Regions from separate parts of the Homo sapiens genome. Here region 2 is linked to region 1. Evidence: chromatin loops called from intact Hi-C (ENCODE). Cell type or tissue: B cell. All regions are shown on one strand. Links, peaks and the distances in the headings refer to the core of each region. The heading gives the core; the rest is flanking DNA.

What was found. Peaks named below come from ENCODE experiments on the same cell type or tissue, not always from the same donor. Only the 100,000 strongest peaks of a DNase experiment are listed, where the experiment ranks them.
Region 2: it touches region 1 in a loop (2.7-fold over the local background); 1 of 110 quality-filtered maps calls a loop at or near these places.

Annotation. Positions count from the first base shown.
Region 1 is chr4:85,390,239-85,395,630 of GRCh38, forward strand. No RefSeq gene overlaps it. Among named protein-coding and RNA genes, the nearest start is that of ARHGAP24, 82 kb to the right of the region's middle. In B cell, for the core only: no CTCF peak of the experiment used is centred there; a DNase peak (open chromatin) is centred at 3,153; H3K4me3 peaks cover 370 bases.
Region 2 is chr4:85,446,797-85,452,188 of GRCh38, forward strand. No RefSeq gene overlaps it. Among named protein-coding and RNA genes, the nearest start is that of ARHGAP24, 26 kb to the right of the region's middle. In B cell, for the core only: no CTCF peak of the experiment used is centred there; a DNase peak (open chromatin) is centred at 2,515; H3K4me3 peaks cover 559 bases.

The DNA of each region.
Region 1 (5,392 bases), core at 287-5,286:
AGTTATTTTCACTGCAACGTGACATGAATAAGATGGCTCAACAAAGAAAATAGCCTACAAAGAAAATAGCCTCCACTTTGCTGCCAAACCAATAACTAGTAAGTCTGATGTGGAAATTTGCTGGTCGGTTGCAAACATTTTGGTGACCTACAGATTATATCAATTAGGTTGCCATATAGAACTGTCATCTTGCTCTGGTTTTGCCAGGGGTAGGGGCTTACCACATAGATTCTTTATTGTTGAATCTTAAAATATTTTATTAATCAATTATTTGTATAGCTTTTGTTGTAATTCATCCTTTTTAATTCAGGGAAGCAATTTTCAAGTTTCACCTATTTCTGCTAAGAAGTATATATCTATCAAAAAATATCAGACTAATACTTTTGTAGATTCGATTTTGAATTGTGGACAATGTACATATGAGTTTTTTGTCACTTTTGTGCAACAAAGCTGAGGGTTAAGAGAGAATTTGAGATTTGACACAGTCCTGTGTCCACTGGACCAAGAGAGACTGATTCAGGGTGTTAAATTCCATTTTACCCCTGAGGGCATATAAAGTATAATTTAGGATATTGTTTGAACTCTGAACATACATTTTCAATTTGTTAAATTGCTTCTTTTCTCCTTCATCATTAACATTTGTCAATGTCTTGCCATGTAAAACTGAAAAATTGGAAGAAAATACAGTGTAGAGTAGTAACTTCCAGAAGACCTGTGCCTACTATAAGATGTCAACTATTTAAATGTAAACTGAGAAAGTCATTCAAAATGTGAACATTTGGACAGTGTGATAATCCTCTCAATACCTGGAAACATTCTAAGTGGACTAAGTTGAAAGAAGGGAACTGATATGATTACAACTTGATTTATAAACAACGATTGATGTTTCTCTTTTCCAAAACTGTAATTTAAGCAGGAAAACATGTTGCCTTAGCCACTGCCATATCCTTCAGAAATAAGAACAGCTGTTTTGCCAACAGTGTGGATTTCTTTTTCTATAGTGTTAGTAGCATAAATTTTTTTTTTCTTATTTTGAAAAGACCAGCTGTTCTGTTGTTTTGGGAATATTCCCATATGTTCTGAATGGGAAAAAATAAATGAAGCCAAACCAAATGACTTCATAAAAGAAACAAAGCTTTTCAAGACTTTCTCAACCAGAAAGTTTATAATTAGAGTGTTAATTTCCTGGGGGGAGTTTTTGCTTCTTTGTGTAACTTAAAGGACAACATTTTTTACCCATTCTTTCATAAGACTTTGTTTTGTACTTGGAATTAATAGTCCAACAAGCCAAAAATAGTTCCCAATGGTTGGCTGAAAAGCTAATTTGAGAGCCACTATAAATGTATTAAAACATGAATTACATGAATTAGTACTCAAAATCAGAATCTTACAGCCCATCAGAGAAATATGTAAATCTGCTTTACAAATGACTAATTTCATATTTGTATTTAAGCTCACAGGCACTGCTTTGGAGACGTCTGTCTTATGAATACTAATATCTAGTCTATCTAAAGGAGAACAAACAGAAACTTATTTCCTAAGAAAGCCCTCCTGAGACACTGCATGGCCTACAACTTGTGAATCAGCTGGAAGAGTCTGGCACATAAATCAACCACCATTTCTCACGCCTATAGTGACATCTTCCATTAACCTGTAGAGTCTCTCAAGGTTATTTGTGGCAAGAGAGAAGTTGCAACCCCTTTTTTTCAGGCCTGGACCACTTACAAAGTAGGCTGACAAATGGATCCATATGGGTGAACATGTGTCAGAACTTTCCAGGAGTGCTGGGACTGGAGGTGACCTCCCCACTTGGGAATTGTACATGGTTTGGATCTAATGTGTATGTTTTAAAAAATTGGATGAATGCTTAACCTATACTTAAGGAGGAAACTTAGCACAGAAAAAATAGGTGATTTAGACGTTTTTATCAAGACAGTAGAAATGAAGGACTTCTGGTTTCTAGTTCTGACTCATAGTGTCCTCTGAGCTGTCATTTTTAACCCACAATGTTTCTGCATCCCCTCTGTCTTTTGCAGACTTTCAACCTTCAAGAGTCACACTTTAATTTATATTGTTTGTGTTGTAAAAATAATAAGTATATTAAACACATGTAAAATACATACACATTCCTCTCCTTCTCGCCAATATTTATATATGCACAGAGGAATTTTCTTCACCATGGCTTTGCTCTGACTGTATGAGAATCAACATCCAAGTGTAAGAGATCTGTTTATATAGTCAGACATATCACTTAAATCTGATTTAATTTGGGAAAACATATCTATTTATAGATAGATATCTATTTATATCTATTTATAGATATCTATTTATATCTATTTATAGATAGATTTCTATTTATAGATATCTGTTTTCTCTGGGTATGCTAGTTTCCTCCTACACCTTCAGAAATGGGCATGTTTGGTTAATTGCTGTGTCTAAATGGTCCAGTCTGAGCAACTGTGAGTGTGTGTGTGAGTACACCCTGTGATGGGATTAAATAATGTAGTTTAATGGTTAATGATAATAATACTAATTAATAATAATAATGACATTGGCTGACACAGAATGCTATGTTACAGGTGCTAATGAATTGTAACATTTTATGTTGTCAATAATCTTTCATAACAGGTTTTTGTTTTGAGTTTTGCATAGATCAGGTAACTAGAGCCCAAACAGGTTATCTTTCTTAAGGTCACACAGCTAATGAGAGAGAAGCTAGTATTAGAAGCCTGCTTTGCTTAACTTCAAATCCAAAGTCTTTATTATTTTCATTGCATTATGCTGCCTTCTTGGCTAGGACCTACCTAGGCACAATGGGGAGGAATATAGCATTTTTATTTCAAAGATAAAGGTTAAGTTTTCAGTACAATAATTTTTTTCTTCATTTGTACATTCATATCTTTTAAATCTCCCTCCCTTCTACCACAGGTATCTAGTTCCTTCATGCTACCACAGGCCCTGCCACGTATAAAGTTATTAATTGGTTATTTTAAAGATGGAAACATTTATGACAATTTTATAAGAATATAGGGAATGGGCAAGGCTTATGCAAATCAGTGAAGTGTAAGTTACAGAATTTTCATTATCGCTTTAGGTTTTAGGGGAACTGGATATTTGCATGAAACTGAAACACTCTAAATATTATCTCTTGACTAATTCCCTTCATGCAAGGATGACTGTGAGGGCGTGGGCTCACCTGGAAAGCTGAAGCTAAACTATCATTCCTCACCACACCCACACACCCACTACCCCAATATCAGGCTGAAGATTTGCTGAATCTGATTTCAGTTCAAATCCCAGAAAGTCCTATGCTTGTAAGCATTTCTATAGAGTACAAAGCATTGGTTTTTATTGCAAGTGCTTCTAAAAAGGTGATGTGAGTCAGAAGAATAAAAGGATGGTTGCACTGTAAGAATTAAGTGTTCTGGATGCAGTGAGACCATTCTTTGCATAAATATGACATTTACAGCTTGTGTTTCCTATTAGGCCTTCTCATAGCTAGGCTTTCTCACAGCTTTGCTTTTTTTAAAAAGCAAAGTTGAGGCTACTTTGCTTTTTAAACATACTTTGTATTCTTAGATAACTGGTTCCAGAACATAATCTAGTCTTATGGACTATGTGTGTGCGTGTGCATATGTGTTTGTGTGATACATGTGTTTGTATGTGTATATGCGTGTGTATATATACGTATATGTCTCAGGGATAGGGCTTTTCCTCAGCCTGCCAGATATGTTACAATGTGTAAAGCTGACATGCTATTATTCAGTGATGAAACAGTATGAATATTTTGTATGGGCTTTTACACCATTTAAGTAAAATATTTTGTGTCTTTCAAAAAATTTTGAATTTATTTCAGAGTGAGAACTGGTAAAAAGTTGGAAATGGCCAACCGTGTCTTTTACACTAGACAGTGCCTCTCATTAGCATGGCTCCCAAATAAGTCATTATCTAAGAAGTCCGTATTATTAAACAAAGTAGAAGTGTATGTCAACAATTGTCAAGAGTTTGAGATTTTATTCTACTGGCAACCTGACAAGTTATCATGCCACAGTTTTATTGATGCCCTAAGTTGTCTCGGGTTGCTATAACAAAATATCATAAACCAGGTGGCTTAAACAACAGAAATTTATCACAGTTCTAAAGGCCGGGAAGTCCAAGATCACAGTACCAGTAGATTCAGTTCCTAGTGAGGGCCCACTTCTTGGTTTGCAGTTTGATGTCTCCTTGCTATACCTTCACATGGTAGGGAGAGAAGGAGCTCTGGTCTCTTTGTCCCCTTATATGGAAACTGTCTTAGTCTGTTTTCAGCTGCTATAACAGAATACCACAGATCGGGTAATTTATAATAAACAGAAATTTATTGGCTCATGGTTCTGGAGTCTGGGAAGTCCAAGGTTGAGGGATCAGCAACTGGATAGGGGCTTCTTGCTGTGTCATCACATGGCAGAAGGGTAAACAGAGGGCAAGAGAGTAAGAGATTGAACTCATAGCTTCAAGCCCTTTTATAATCAACATTAATTCATTAATGACGATGGATCTCTTATGACCTAAACACCTCCCATTAGGCCCCACCTACCAATACTGTTGCATTGGAGATGAACTTTCAAACACATGCTTTTTGGAGGACACATTCAAACTGTAAAAGGTGACTATCCTATCATGGTCGGGGGCACAAACATTCAGCCTACAGTATGTTGGTAGCATACACAAGTCTCTTGGTATGCTTGTGTATGCTACCACATACCCATATGTGGTATACACAGATCATAGTTTCATACTCAGTTTATTATACAGTTTATCACAGTCAATACCTGTGACAGATAATTGGCATGTATGCCATTGCCTGAGTCTCAGTTCCTGCAAGGTAATATGAAATGAGCCAGATGACACATCCACACACATAGGGGATTGAGTTATGGAAGAGGAATGCTGAATTTAGGGACCAGGAATATTTTATAACGGGCAGTAAGCAAACACACCCTCTACTTTTGAGAAAAGCTTTATCTCTATTTTCCAAGGCTGCTCACTATACAAAGGTTCTTGAAAATATAGTCTTTATCAAAAAGGAATAAGTGCCTATGCTTTTAAGACATACAGAAATGTAAGAGACTGATGGGGAATTATCCCTCAATAATTCATTTTCCTATTTTCCATTTCTCAGTGTTTATTTTTTCCCTTTCCACACTATCTCTCTGCACTTATGACCAAAAGCAACAAAGAATAAAATGTTCATTCTGTTATTTTAAGTCTTAATGATAAATTTGGGCCAGCTTTACAGCTGACATGATAATTTGTACAGGAATTGGCCATTAAGGCTGTCAAAAATAATAATCATGCAAAAAACAATCTTCTGGAAGAAGTTCTCCCTTAGAACCAAGGTTTGAGGATCAAA
Region 2 (5,392 bases), core at 87-5,086, 56 kb after region 1:
CCTTATATCTCTTAAAAGCTTCCCTTGTAATGGTCAAGCAGAGTTGCTAGAATCTGAGGCAGGGTTAATAACCCCTTCTGTGGGGGAAAAAAAAAAAATCTTTGAGACTCAATGGAAATAATGCATTTTAACATTTAAAAATTTTAAAACACTGTAAAGTTAACGATGATGAGGTAATATGACAGAAGACCAATAAGACCAATAAACATTGCCTGATTTTCAGTTTCAGTTTACATAATGAGTAAAACCACCTCAAAATATTTAATGGGCAAAGGTTTATATTATCACTGTTATGGTTTTGTTACTTCATTTATTTGTCCAAGAAGTCTTGGCTTATTTATTATTTCTCACAGGATATGTGACAAAAATAATTTTGTAATATTGCTAATATAAAAGATTCTTTCTATTATTTATTTAGACATGAAATGACTAGACAGAGCCTTACCCTTATTATGAAATTGGCATTTTTATTACCATGTAAATTTTTTTTTACTTGTGTATCTTAGATTTATTAAACAGTTTGATAATCTTTCTCAAGACTTACATGCTGTTATTTTTGTTTTTGCATTTTTTTTTTTTTTTTTTTTTTGAGATGGAGTATTGTTCTGTCACCCAGGCTGGAGTGCAGTGGCATGATCTCGGCTCACTGCAGACACTGCCTCCTGGGTTCAAGTGATTCTCCTGCCTCAGCCTCCTGAGTAGCTGGGATTACAGGTGCCTGCCACCAGGCCTGGCTAATTTTTGTATTTTTAGTAGAGATGGGGTTTCATCATGTTGGCCAGGCTGGTCTCAAACTCCTGACCTCAGGTGATCCTCCCACCTGGGCCTCCCAAAGTGCTGGGATTACAGGCATGAGCCACTGCGCCCAACCTGTTTTCACTTATTTTTAAGCAAGAAGAACATGCATATCCTGTAGGTTATTGGCTCCCTATGATTATTTGAGATGTCTTGGGTTGGATTCCCTAGAAGCAGAGCCTGAGATAGGGATTCAGATGTATGTGACTTATTGAAGCAGTGCTGCCAGGAGAAAGGGAGGAAGGAAAGTCAGCTTGGGCAGGGGAAGAAACCAAGCAAGGATGGAACCTCAGGAGGACTCCAGCTTTAATCTGGTCCCACAGAAAGCTGGAGAGGACCGAATTTGTCCTACTTTGAGGCAAGGGGGCTGGGCTTTTGTACCCCTGTGACAGTCAGATTTGAGCTGAGGACAATTCTCTGGAAAAGTGGAAAAGAGGGGTAGTTGCAGCCCAGCAGCCAGACAGTGCAGCTGGAGGGTGGTACACTGGAGGAGAAAGGACCTGGGAGAAGCACTGATGGCATTTAATTTAGGGACTGTTGCCCCCTTTAAAATGTTTTCCTCATCATTTGCCATTCCATGTTAATAGTTTCGTTCCTTTGGATACAGTAAAAATGGGCCATGCCATAGGTTGACAACTATCAAGGGAGATAAGACAGATATTTACTGAGCACCTACTAGCTCTCAATATGCACTCAGATGATGACGTGCTGATGTTCCATTATCATTCATCAGTGTTTTCTCATGTAATTCAAGAGGTACTTTAGTGAGAAGCATGTAGTAGTCTGAGAGAAAAAAAAATCTAAGATGGGTATTTCAAGAAGAGGAGTAATTTCCAAAGAGATAATATTATATACTTTTTGAGGACATGAACCAAATGTTAAACATTTTTGTGTATTCCCAGTGCAACATAAAAGCTATTCAGGAAATCTATGGTAAACACAGGAATATGTAAATGGTACTGGAAAATAGAATGATGACAGAGAAGAGCTGTAAACAGAATTTTATCTATTCACAATTTTTCCTAGAGTCAAACCTGCTAAAAAAATTTAGTGGTGGAGGCGGGGAACCAAAAGGCATGAATTATATTTAGACTTAACGAAACACAGAAGCTCCTATTAAAAAAAAGAAACTCATATTACACAAGGACAATATAGCTTTCAGGATAGCTTTCTTTTGTTCATTGAAAGAGAGTCGGTGTTATCCCGGGGAATTTTTCTTGAAAGATGATTGATTTAATGCAATTTTCTACAATTTACCAATCGTGTCAATATTCTTTGGATTCCTTCTCTGTTAACCAAAGTCAGAGTTTTGTTGATTTGATAATCATAGTGGAAAACATTTGTTTATTTCCTTACATTGTTCCCAGGCAGAATGCCCATCAGATTTTCATCAGACTTGCAAACACACTCTTCTGCCATGGAACGTGATTTCATTAAATTGTGCTGAACTTTCTTCCAGGGTCACATGAAACAAACTGCAGGTGTGAGTCAGGGTGTACCGACTCTCCTCCACTGCAGCCTGCATCCTTCTAAACTCCCATCAGCTGCTACCCGATCAAAGGCCTACAGAAAGCCCTCCTTTTCCCTGTCATCCACAAGTCCCTTTAACAATAAAGAATGCTGGTCTGCACATGGCAGTACTGGTATTTTGATCTTTTTTCATTCTCGAACTTTTGTACCAGAAAGATCACACATTTGCAAGAATAAACACACCCACTTATTTAACTTCCTCATCTTTACCATCTTGCAGCTGTCTGAAACCTGTGATTTTTCTCCTATGGCTCATTCAACTATTTGAGGTTTGCACTATTTTCTAGTCAAAATGCTAGCACATGTGCAAATGCAAATGTTTTATTAAAATTTAGTAAGATGCCAAGCAGCTAAATACATCTTGAGCTCAGAAATACAGATATAAATATGCTGGCCTTCATCTAGGAATAAAGCACTGTGATAAGCCAGGGCTCTCCTTTATGGGTGACAGATTTATGGTAGTCTGTTTCTAATCTCTACATAGATGCTTTGGGCTCTCAGGAGGATGCTAGAATTGCTTGGATTGGTGAGGTCTCTAGTCACGGAACAGAATAAAGCTATTTCACTTAAGTGCAGTGCTGTTACCTACTGGTTTTCTATTTTTCCCTTTGCTGTCCCAAGTGGGAGATGAATTTGACATGTCAAACACTACCCCATGTGGGATATCCAGAGTGAAGTAAAGTCTTGGCTGAGCAGCTGTAACTCCAGTACGCTTTTTAACTCCATCCCTTTCTTTCTTTTTTTTTTTGGACAGGGTCTCACTCTGTTGTCCAGACTGGAGTACAGCGGCATGATCTTGGCTCACAGCAACCTCTGCCTCCTGGGTTCAAGCGATTCTCCTGCCTGAGCCTCCCTAGTAGCTGGGATTACAGGCACGTGCCACTACTGCCCAGCTAATTTTTGTATTTTTAGTTGAGACGGGGTTTCACCATGTTGACCAGGCTGGTCTTGAACTCCTGACCTCAAATTATCCACCCACCTCGGCCTCCCAAAGTGCTTGGAATACAGGCATGAGCCACCACGCCTGGCCAATTCTGTCCCTTTCTTTCTCACTAAAGAAGAAGATCACAATGAAAGACAAGGCAATTGGAGATCTTACAAAGAAGTATAATCTCGAATCCACTGTGCTACTATTAATTTTAAAATGTTGTTTCTTTAACTATTATAAGTACCACATGACCTGTGGTATATACTCTAATGCACCATAGCTCTGCAGATGCTGAGACCAATACAACAGGCTACTTCTATGAAGTGGTCAATGGTTCACTGCTGATTCCTAAACACAGTCACAAGAGATAATGGGGTATCAGTGAGGACATGACTAGAGAGCATCTGAACTAGTTCTACCTGTGCAGACACAAGTAAATCTTTCCAAGTTTTACTTCGATACCATGAGACCGGATTCGAAGATTTTCTAAAATCTCTGAACAGAATCTTAAAATCACAGTCTTAGATATGCAATAAGCAACTAATTATTCCTTAGTGATCAGCTAACAAAACTCTCTTTTACATAAAAATACAGGCCTAGAGAAGTAAGGTCAGTGGGGATGCACACAGTGTTACTTGGTGAACACATGTTCTATGTCCAGTACCCAATGAGGAACTTTGCTTGGATTACATCTAATTCTTTTGACAATTGGGAAGGGTAAATGACAATCTCATTTTACAGATGAAGGAATAGGTTTTAAAAGGTTAAGTGACTTAACCAGGTTCTCACATCAAGCTAGACAGAGAATCCATCTGTCAAAACCACATATTTTCAAGTACATCCCAGGTTTTGGCAGACAGGCTCCTCCTCTTTTGAGCCTTAAAAATTCCACGAGTAACCTAAATGTCCAAAATAGGCTACCTTAAGTACATGACTTAAAATGATGTGATTAAAAATGATGCGAATCATTCAACTATATTATTGAGTGGAAGGCAGATAATATAACAAGTTGTCCTATAAATCTACATATGTAGATAAATAAACGCATCACAATGTTCATATTGGTTGAGTTTAGGAGGTGTGATATCAGGTGAATTCCATTTTTCTTCTTTTTCTTTTTTGGAATTTCTAGTATTCTACAAGAACAACCGTGACCTTGGGAAATTTGCTTAACCATGTTGAGTCTCAGTTTGCTCATATTTAGTATCAAAATAACAACAGAGCCTACCTTGGTTGTTGTGAGGGTTATGTGACAACAGTCTCAATCTGGTGCCTGGGTTGTTGTATGCATTAAATGTCAGTCACTTGGGTAAAGGGGAACTTTGTTTTGAAATGAGTCCTATTTTCTCTTTAATTGGTATATAATATATATTTACTTTAAAAGTCAATTAAATTAAAAATAATGTTTAAATTCTTTGAGAGATTACCATCTTTCTGGAAGATAATTGCAGTCCCTGGGAGTTACAGCCTAACCAAAGCTGGACCATAGCCTATTTTTATTGAGGCCAAGGCTTTAAGTAGTGATGTATTTAATGCCATATAATTAATATATAAAAGTTCAAAAGCTCCAGCTGGAGGCTAAACTGTGTTGTTTACCCTGTGATTTAGGTTGTGTCTCTGCATGTCCAGGAGACTAGTAAAGACTACATCTCATGTATCTGTTTGCCTGAAGGACTGAGGATTCTTTTTGGAAAAACCCTGGGGGAACACTGTAAAGACACTCCAGTATGAATAAAAGGCAATGAGCAGGTTTGCAGGACAGGGTTGATTTTGAGGTGTGTTTACTATACTTTGGCAAAGCAACTACAGTGTCCCACTGATCATAATTCAAGGGGGTATGGTCCAGAGACAGCTTTAGAGAAGGTTATGCAAATTTAACAAGACTTTAAGGACTCTCCCTGAAGCAACAGTGTTCATGGATCAATGAGTCTGTGGGCCTGCTGGTTCGAAATATTTTGGAGAAGAAAATATGCTTTCTTGTTAGGTAAATTTCAGAACCAGCTAATGTGACCCCTAAGATCAAGAAGATGCTGTTAGAATCTCAGAGAATGTGTTAAATCAGCAACCCCTTTCCCTGGCTAATCTACCTAAAACACAGAGTGCAGCACAAATCCTCTGCTCATGTTTTAAATTTTCTCA